Regions from separate parts of the Homo sapiens genome. Here region 2 is linked to region 1. The links are chromatin loops, found by intact Hi-C in ENCODE. Cell type or tissue: endothelial cell of umbilical vein. All regions are shown on one strand. Each heading gives the region's core, and the rest is flanking DNA. Links, peaks and the distances in the headings are about the cores only.

Region 1 (5,391 bases), core at 296-5,295:
TTATTTTTGATTTGCAGGAGATCCTCATATGTTGTGAATACAGGTCCTTTTTTAGATATATATCCTGAAAATATTTTCTCCCAGTCTATGTCTGGGGAACAAAAATTTTAAAATTTACCCTTTAATTTTCTTAGGTATATATTTTGATGAGCTGAATTTTTGTTTTCATTAAGTTGAATCTATTGATACTTTCTTTTATATACTTAGTGCTTTTGTATTCTAAAATATTGTTGCCTATTTCACACTTTCAAAGATATTTTCCCATGTTTTCTCCTAGAAGCTTTATAATTTTAGCTATTGTCTAGATTGATGATACATCCCAATTAATTTTTGTCAAGATTATAACTGAAAACTTTTAACTCTGCCAAGGCTGAACTACTTCACATAAAGAAGTCTTGGAGAATACCTTCTTAGATATGGTGCCACACTAAAAGTGGGTTGTTGGTGGTGGTGTGTTTTTTTTTTTTTTCGGGGGTGGGGCGGGAAGGGAGTGGCTTGCTACTCTCTAAATTCAACTAGATGAAATAAAATCTATATATTGGGAACACTTATTACATAGCAGAGACTCTCCTAAGTGTTTTACAAGTAATAACTCATTTAAGCCTCAAAATCCAGAAAACTAAGGCCTAGAGAGATTAAAGTAAACATATCAATGTTCACACAGTAAAGAAGTCGCTGAGCTAGAGCTCAAACCCTTACAGGCAGACTCCAGAGCCCACAGAATAAATCGCTACTGTATGTTGCTTAATTCTGTTAAATTTAATATAAACAACCTGGTTCAAAGTAGAATGATATTAAAATTTACTGGATGACTATTGCATCAGATAGCATTCTAGGCTGTTTTATCTCATGTAATTTTCAAAAATACCCTCTTTAGTACATACTATCAGGTTTTTATAGAGGAGGATATTTAACCTTAGAGAGTTAAGTAGCTTGAGCTAGGTCATAGAATCAACAGTGAGTCTGAGAGTCAAGACTGATTGTCTGATGAAAGTCTCATGTTTTTTGCACTACAAGATCCTATGTCCCCTGTGGACATCTGCATGACATATCACTGGAAGAAGCATACAGGGAGGGATTTGACAGAAAAATGAAGCTGATTTAGGTATACTCAGGCCTGTAGCACATTTCATTTAGGCAAAAAATTAGGGGAATATTTCCAGTCCAGGAGCAAGTCTTGAAGACCATAATCTTTAAGCCACAAGCATACTTACTCCTTGCTGATATGAGCTTCTAGACCTTGCTCCAAATCTCATGTCCATGCAAAAATTGTTAGATCCTCTCTGCACCTTGCTTCTTCTACTCATTGTCCTTTCTCAGGGACCATCATAGATCCCAACTGTGTATCTCAAATCTAAAGCATAAGCTGCAGCTACTACTGTCAGATCTAGAAGGAAAGGAAAGGAGAGGAGGGGAGGGGAAAGAGGAGGGGAAGGAAGCTTTCAGAAATGCAAAAGGTGTTATACTGGTGTCATGTTACTCCATTGCTTAAACCTAGATCAGTTGGTGAAAGCAGATTTTTATTATTTATTTATTGTTTTTGGTACCCATTAGATATACATATTTTCAGGGTACCTGGAATAATTTGATACATTCATACAATCACATCAGGGTAATTAGGATATCCATCACCTGAAATATTTATCTTTCCTTTACACCAGGAACATTTATTTGAATTATTATTCTCTTCTAGCTGTTTTGCATCAGCATCACTTGGGAGTTTTTAAAATATGCAAATTCTCAGGCCCCACCTCAGATCAACTAAATTAGAAACTGAACAAGATCACTAGGTGGTCCCGAGGCATTATCAATCACTGGCGAATAATATACACACCAAGCGGCAACTGGAGGAGGCAAATAGTATCCATGAAAAAACGTTATCTTGTTCACCAAATATTTCCTATAGGAGTATCATTCAGGTGGCACCTTCATAATTCTCTGAGCATCAATAAGCTGGAGTGATCTTTGCCATTTCACATGGATCACAGAATAAAAAGGCTGCTTTTATAGATCAGAGAGTGGGTGAGGTCTTCTCATTTGTGAGATGACGCCACAGAGAGAACATCCATGGGAACCCTTTGTTCTAGGTGGTTTAGGGAAAGCCCTGCCTCAGGGCTCTGAGTCACCTGCAGTCTCTGCAGCAGCCTTTGCTAGTCATTATCCTAGGACATGATTCATGCGGCTTGTGGGGATGCAGGCTTATTCTTTACAGTCCCATCAAGCTGTCATACCTCTGGCAAACAGGAAGGTGCAGTGCCTAGGATCAGGATTGGCCTTCTCTGTTTATGGCTTGCTCCCGGTCATAAATTTGGAGCAGAAGGGCAGAGTGATTGCCGATTGTTGAGGAGCTGAATGGGGAGCAGTAGGAGATGAAGAAGGAGGGGTGTGGGTAGCGCCAGAAAAAGCAAACACTGAGCCGGTGCCCCCTCAAGGTCACTTTGCTTTGGCAGGAATCAAACAAATAAACAGAAAACGGGGATTGGGGGAGTAGGATTGTCTCATTTCCTATATTTCTATGCCATTATGGGCATAGGTTTGATAAACTCTGGCCAAGAGAAAGTTGTTTTTGTTTTATATTTTCTTTTAAGAGACGCCATGGTTTTTATGACAAGGCCTAAGCAATGAACCATAAAATCAAAAGACACCATAGGCATTTTCTCATTGGTGCATGGGCTGCAAATCAAGAAAATAATTTGTAGTTCACCTGGCAGTAGTTCTAGAAGGAAAAAACTGGAAGAAAATGCTGAGAATGGTTATAGCAGGAGTGGGAAGAAAAAAAAAAAAAAAACTAGAGGTGCTAATCAGAAAGCCCCGGATTTGGCCAAAGATATAGTATATGGAACCACTGAGCTTATTAGACGATGCAGGTTGTACATATGTGTGGTATATATGTGTGTGTGTGTGTGTGTGTGTGTTCACTTTTGAGTCTATTTTCTGAGATAAAAACCATGGGAAGTATTTGGTAAAGCAGATGTAAACACTGGCTTAATTATAACAAGTCAACTATGTTTTCAAAAGTATTATCATCAACAGTAGTAATTATAGCAAACATTCATTAGGCATTCAACATGGGCCAGCCATTGTGCTATGAGCTTTCACTACTTCAACTCATTTAACCATCATCAAAACCTATGAAAAAGGTACAATCATTATTCTCCCTTGTCTTACACATGAAAAAGGGAGACTTAAGACTGTAAAGGTCTAACTTTTAACTCGGCCCAGGTTTCATAGCTAATTGGTAGCAAACTCAGGGAACTTTAACTCAAAACTCAGGACACCTTAACTCAAACTCAGGGAACTCTGGCTCAAAAAATATGTGCATATAACTACTGCCTCCCTCAACTTTCTATTTTACATTTGGGGACAATCGGTCACTAAAAGATTAAAATGCAACGTGTTTTCTCAAAAAGAATCAGAGATAGATGTTGAAAGTCTACCTCAAAAGAAGGCCTTATCTTACTGAGCGTAATTAGGTGGAAGACAAAAAGTCAGTGGTCTTATTTCAAAGAGTACAAACTCCATCACTGGCTTTTAGCCAGTGGGATTTTGCCCTACAGAAGACATGTGGAAATGTCTGGAGACATTTTTGTTTGTTACCATGGGAGAAAGGTGCTACTAATATCTAGTGGGTCATCCTCAGATGCTGCAAAGCATCCTTCAGTGCACAGGTAGTTTCCCCACATCAAAAAAGAATCCAGTCCAAAATGTCAAAACTGCCAAGCTTGAGAATCCTGATCTGAGGTAGCCACACTATATTCAGGAAAGGATCTTCACATGGTAGCTTTGAATTTCTCTCAGCGATGTCTCTCTCAAACATACCCTGTTATGCAATCAGAGACAAAAACGGCCTTTAACTGACACTTGATAGAACTAGATTCTCGCAAGTAAGGCAGCCAGTGTACACTCAAAAAGAACCACAAGCCACACTGCCGCCACCACCTAGAGGATGGCAGCCTACCCAAGACCTGTACAGCAGGAGCTGTCCCGGGCCATAGATCCCAAGATCCTAGGTGCTAGATGAACTTCATGAAGTCTACTGCTGTATCTCTGTGATTCAATAGTCCTCAGAAGTAAAGAATTTGGGGAAATTGGGTGAGTGTGCAATTTCAGGACCTCCAGTTGCTTTTCTTGCTGGAAGGGACACCAGGCCTAACTGAATAAAGAGGCAGAGTGCAAACTGCTTCACTTAAGCAAGCCATCTTTTGCTAAAATCTTGGATCCTGATCCGCCTCCACCCACATCCTTCTGGACTCTGGGCTCACGCTACAGGGTTGCTTTGTTCTCAAATCTAGTGGATACTTTCAGTATCTAAAACAGACTTTTGTCAAGAATTATAGGCAGGTGGTGTAGATGGGAGCAAACTGATGAACCATAAAGATGCCTGTAAAAAGAGGACCCATAGGGCAATAAATTGTACATGCTTATTAACCAATTCACTTGGTAGGGTTTTTGAAATAATTTAATATTTCTATAATTCCCACCACTTTCATTTTCTTTAATTCCTATTTCATTGTCTGGCTGCTTGATTTAACACAGGATTATTCTAACAAATTCCTGATTAACTTTTTTTAAGAAGTAAAGAAAAATGAAATGGCATTTGTTTGTGCTGTATGTTCTGAAGCTTTATTGGGCTGCTCACTGAGCAGAAATAAAAGATTTCTGACTTTGGCTAGCCATTCTACTGCAGTGATAATTAAGCAAAATCTTACCAAAAAAAAAAAATCCTTTTGCTGCATTTTGATTGGTTTCTCTTGTGCTAGTTGCTCCCTTTCCAGGACAGCAGGACAGGCCATACCAATTTACAAGAATTTGCAATAACCCAGATGGCAGAGCTTTACTGTTAAAGTGAGCAGTGTTAGCTACTCCCATCACAAATACACACTTGCCATACCTTTCCTATTCTAATTTTCAAATCAGCATTAAGGATCATAAAGAATGAAAAGGATATTCCATCTGAAAACAATCTTATATTTCAAAATTAACATTTAATAATACATACTCCCATTCTATTTATTACACATATTAATGTCTATAAAAGAAAAACACAATGTAAAATGGCCCATCCAGGCCAGGGCAGTGTACTAGCATGAGTATGATTTATGGAGTCAGACAAAATGGAATTCAAATCCGGATCCATCATCAGCAAGCCATGCAAACATGGGTAAATTACTTAGCTAGTCTTAGCCTCAGTTTTCTCATCTCTAAGGTAGGGATAAGGCAAACCGTGCATTAAGTATTCATCCAATAAATGCAATGTTTTTTATCCTTGCAAGATGACCTCCTCCAGAACCTGGCTCAAGCTTGCTTAACGTGTTTACTGCTTAATGGAGAAAAAGCCATCAGCCTAGCCTTCCAGTTTTGCAGGTACTCCTACAGAAAATGATAGGAATC
Region 2 (5,391 bases), core at 304-5,303, 120 kb before region 1:
AAAGTAATGCACTTAGTAGCACAGGAAACGATACCACATACTATAAATTTAGGTATTACATTTCATGATAAATTTCACATACAGAAACATAAGTGGTGATTTTTGTGTCCAGGAAAGACTTGGAACTGACTTTTGAAGGAAATGCTGCATTTGCGAAGGTAGAGAATGTAGTGAAAGTCATCACAGGCTTCAAGAAGAATACAAAGATGAACACGCATGATAGGACAGTCAACAGGGAGGAAACCAGCCTAGGTAGAGTGGAGGGAAGAAACAGGAGATAACATTGGCCTTGTGGGGGAGAATATTATCAAGAATAATCAGGAAGAGAAACTTAGCATTGTCATGGTAGAAAAAGAAAAGCACCTAAAAAATTTAAAAACATCATATAATTATCATAATTTTAACATGTTATTAAAATACAGAAGTAGAATGTAAGACACTTTCATAGAAAATGGTAAATTATTAAGTTTGGTATGGAGTAAAAAATATTCCCCTATACTATCTATTTTTTCTATTGAGATCTAATATGTGAATATCAACTATCTCCCTCTAACAACCAACTTTAAGGTAAATATTATCACACAACAGTTTTGCTGGGTCAAGTAGATGGCAAGAAAGCCATTTTGTAGTACTAGAAGAGCCTTTGTGCTAATTCCATCCTGTATTATCCCCTGCCAATAGATTTGCTCTCTTCCCCAACGTGGGATTGATGCAGAGTGACTCAGTACATGGGTGTGATATGCTGAGGATTGGGTAAGGCTCAGCACACTGGTGAGATAAGGAGGGTGACCTTACAGTCAGAGACTCACAAGGCCTAGCTCAAAATCATTGGATACTTATGCCACTATTGTCATTGATTCTGTTTCAGCTCAGATAGATAAGTTATGGGCTGGTTTCTCCATCTCTTTTCTCTGAGAATCATAAGTCCTGAAGGTAAAAAAAAAAAAAAAACAAGGAAAGAAAGAAAGAAAAGAAAAGGCAGGTAGATTTGGGGTGGATCTATATGAGAAGGGTAGGACCCAGATGGTACCTGATATATCTGCAGATAATGCTGGCTGAAGCAGGTAGGGGCAAGAGGGAGCTTTTGGCAGCTCCAGAGAGGTGGGACTGACAAGGAAGAATAAGTTGTAACTTTAGGTGAAGAAAATCCCATGAGAAGTGAACCAGAGGTGAGAAGACCAAATGTTGAGGCATAAAAAATAAAGTAGCAGATGAAATGGTAACCTGCAATTAGACATCATTGAAGAAAAAAAATAACAACAAAACCTGGTAGGAATAACAAAAAAAGGAAGAAAAGTAAAAGCAATTTTAAAAAAGCAGAACAGATAAGAAAGAATGTTTTGATCAGAAACACTCTGAGGATTGGCCTTCCTGAGTATCTGAAATTTGAACAGTGCCCTAATGTGGGCTGGTCATCCATCATAAACTGTTAAATATGGGAGGCTCTTCAAGGTGAAGAGAACTTTAGACAGCTAGGGAGAGAAGACACATAGAGTATAAGGGGAGCCCTGAAGAAAGTCACACTAGTTACCTCCTCCTTACCCCAATCACACTAACTGGCAATCAGAAAAGAAACCATCCATAACATGTAAGTGGGTCAGTGGTCACTGGTTTCCAAAGACAGGTTTATTGGTTTTATTTCAGGGATAATTCAATAAACAGGCTATTGTGGGAAGTTTGATGTAAATAAAATTCCTTCATAACATATCATGTGGCCACCATCACTGTAACATTCATATTACTTGAAAATAGCACAAAACTGGGCTATTGATACACATAGGATAGGTTAATTTTCAAATTGTCATAAAAATGTAATAATCTAGTGCTGAAAAAGTAATTTCAGCATCAAACTTCTTAGTATCTCACTGCATTTGCCAGGATATACCAGGGATAACACCACTAACAGTGATAAATATTTTATCATCTGTGCTCTTGAATGAGAGGATTAAAAGAAATCAATGTTTTCTGAGCACCTACTGTGTGCCAGGCACTTTATTTACAAAGATAACCATATGCAATTCTCATAGCAAATCTGAATGTTAAGATTAGTGTATTCACTTTGCAGATGAGAAAATGGAATCTCAGATAGATGTAGCATCTTGCTCAAAGTCCTACACTTTACTAAGTAACAAAGGCAAGAATAAAATACAGGGATATCTGGCTTCAAAGATGGTTCTTTTTAAAAAATCTATTCCACACATCCTTCCTAAGAAAAGTTATGGTAACCCTGCCAATGCCCATCTTACTAATCCTTGGGTCTCAGCACTAAAAATAGAGAATCTTCTTAATATTTGGGCCAATATCAATTTTCATTCCTCTGGACAAGAAAAAAAAACTAAACAAAATTAAACAAAAAATGAGCATTTTCAACACATACTAGATGAGATTCTACTTGAATTTCTCAGTTATTACATTCAAAATATCAAGGTCATCATTTCTGATAAATTTCCACTTTTTATAGATGAACGTTTGTGTGACTCACAATGGAATCTTTGGGAGATTTGCCCATTTTAATCAATGCAACAATAGGAGGAAAGAGGAAATGCTCAAGATGGATGTGTCAGTGATTAAATTAGGTTTGACCCTCAAACTGAGAAGGAGCCGGCATGATGAAAGATCATTTGTACTACTTTTTAACTACTCCAGAATTCTAGGCAGTGTTTACCCCACCAAAGGGAAGAAGATTTCAGACCACCTAGCATGTGTAACACATCCCTTGAATTATTTCCAGCTATACATTATTTAGGAGGAACTATTTTAACATGATATTCATCAAAAAAATAATTTCTAAAAAGGGAGTAAACCAGTACTGAAATCAAAGGCAGCTGCAGAAGGAACTGTAGAAGGGCATGCGTTTTTAATATTGGAGCAAATAGAACATTCTCTTCCTGATCCCCAGTTGCATTGTGATGGCCATTTGTAAATCATTTTTAATTGTCTTATTAAGCAGCTTAGAGTGCAGCAATCAAAAGCTCGTGGTGTTGTGAGACCTGGCATAGCCATCAGGCACGGATCAGCAGTCAGGGTAATAGAAGATGCAAGATTATATAACCAGTTATGGTCAGGAGGGAAGGTGGTTTGGGGAGAAAGGAGTACATGGTTGTTTCTGAAGAGATGCTGATCTCAGACAATATGAAACCTGACATTATAGTTCCAGGGAATGAAGACCCCTCCCTGTCCATGCACACACATCAGTCATGTGCAGTCTAATGACTGCACTGGGAAAAGCCAACTGTCAAAAGCAGTCATCTCTCTTCAAGGAGAAATTTCTTATGCAGTATTCTAAATCATGACATAAAGACTGTTTGCAAAACAGGCCCCAGAGGTTGGATTGTGTGTGTCTGCATAGATTCCCAGTAACCAGATCAGGAAGTTAGATTCTTGCTTTGATGAGAACACACAAAATCGCATGAGAGTGGAACCTTTTCTTTAAGACAAAATGAAACTTTAATTTCATGAAGAAAATTTTCTGAGGTGAATGCATTGTGCCACAACTTTGTGATTCACAGTTATGACACCTCTAGACCTCAAATAAAAGATTCCTTCTCATTCTTCTACAGACTTAATTGTCTTACAATGTCCTAAAGACTTCTAGTGAAAAGCAGCCAACTTTTGAATTAATTATTATGCTATTTCAGGCAGTAGCAAGGAGAAACAGACCTGGTCCTTAGAAGTGGACCTGGGCAAGCATATGCTACATTCCTAACCAAGGGATCCAGTGAAATAGATTATTCTTCATAGGCCATCTCTTACTAGGCAATAACCATTTGCAACTCAACCACCAACCGCTGGCTAAAAATGAGGAATGTTCAAAGAAAGAATTCATTAAATTAATGCCAATTTAGTTGCAAACACATTAAGAGAATTTTTTATTAATACTACAATATTAGTGGGAAAAAAGTCTGATATCCTGGATTTATAGCTCCAAAATTATAGCTCCAAAATTATAACATAAGTAATACATAGTTTGCCATTTATGATTTGATTTTCCAGCTATAGGTAAAAATATTTTAAGTCTGCTTTCATATGCATGTGGCCTTGTCTAGAGAAAGAAACCATAAAATTTCAGTAAGGAGACTGTTGGTCAAATGTTGTGACAGTCTTAGAAAACTCACAATTACTATGCATTTTTCTGAGCAATGACCTGTTAATTTCTCTTAACTTTAGATTTTGAAATAAGTTTAATTACTTGTATAGTATAAATAATCTAATTTTAGGGAAATAGGCATGACAAAAGGGAAAGAATAGAAATAATTTCCCACATTTTCATAAAGTAGTCCCTTTTCCCAAATTAATCCTCTCTAGGTTTAACTGTGAGTGTAGCATTTCAAAAATATTTGGTAAAATATGTCAGAAGTTTCTCCATGGAAATTATGATAATTCTGCAATGGCCATAGTCCATAGCTTTTACCAAAGAAATTAAAGTAAAATAAAATGATTATTAGACACATAAACAAAATGGACTAGATGTTTACTTTTCAAATGAAAATGCAGAAAACAAGGAAGGATATATGTAAGCATAAATGTCACTTCATTTTGTTGTCAGGATTTAACCATGTTTTGCTTGAGAGCTCAGAATAATCCCAGTCTGTTGGATGCAGGCAAGATACAGCATCTTTGTGCTTGATCCTGCTTTATCAGATATGTTTATGTATGCTAAAGAATTCAAAGATATATAGTTAGAGTAGACATAAGAATTACAGTGGAGAAGAGTATCCTAAGAAGAAGAAGTGATAAGTGACAGGTCTAAAGAGCAATACAAGGGACTACATAGAAAACTTATTCATAAGGTTATTAAGGAGAAGATGAGAAACAAATTGGTAAGTGAAGAGCTAGTGAGGTCAGAGTAAGATGTTCAAGACAAGGCTGAGAATAAAATGTAGGTTGAAGAGGATTACTTTATGGAATCTTGGTTGAACAAGTTCAGCATGAATTAACAGTTTAAAGGAATCACACAAAAACAGACGAGGAAGAAAATATTATTGTTGTTGTTGTTGGCATTATTTTTTATTATAACAATTATTTTTAGAAAAAAGTACTATAAATAACATGGGAAAGGACATGATTTTTATCCTCACTGTACCACCTTTTGCAGTTCATTGAATGAAAGAAATTCATTTGGCAGGGCTAATTTTGTAATTAAAAACCTTATCATAGTTTTCTGTAATGAGTTAAGCAAACAGACAGTAATTCAGTTATAATATTCACACAGCTTATACCAGGGGACATTTGCTTACTAAATTAAATAATATGGAGGAATAAGGAAGAGATAAATTACAATGGGGGTAAACAGAGTATATCAAGGACAAGAAGGAATTCAAACTTGTCAGGCCATGACTGGATTTCTTATATTTGTACCAGGACAGGAATTTAGTAATTTGCATCTCTCTT

What was found. A loop is a pair of places that touch in the nucleus more often than their neighbours do. Peaks named below come from ENCODE experiments on the same cell type or tissue, not always from the same donor. Only the 100,000 strongest peaks of a DNase experiment are listed, where the experiment ranks them.
Region 2: it touches region 1 in a loop (9-fold over the local background); 1 of 110 quality-filtered maps calls a loop at or near these places.

Annotation. Positions count from the first base shown.
Region 1 is chr14:79,042,223-79,047,613 of GRCh38, reverse strand. The region is part of intron 15 of NRXN3 (neurexin 3); the gene reads right to left. Among named protein-coding and RNA genes, the nearest start is that of NRXN3-AS1, 31 kb to the left of the region's middle. In endothelial cell of umbilical vein, for the core only: no CTCF peak of the experiment used is centred there; a DNase peak (open chromatin) is centred at 2,263; H3K27ac peaks cover 1,209 bases.
Region 2 is chr14:79,163,497-79,168,887 of GRCh38, reverse strand. All of the region lies in intron 15 of NRXN3 (neurexin 3), which reads right to left. Among named protein-coding and RNA genes, the nearest start is that of NRXN3-AS1, 91 kb to the right of the region's middle. In endothelial cell of umbilical vein, for the core only: no CTCF peak of the experiment used is centred there; a DNase peak (open chromatin) is centred at 2,497.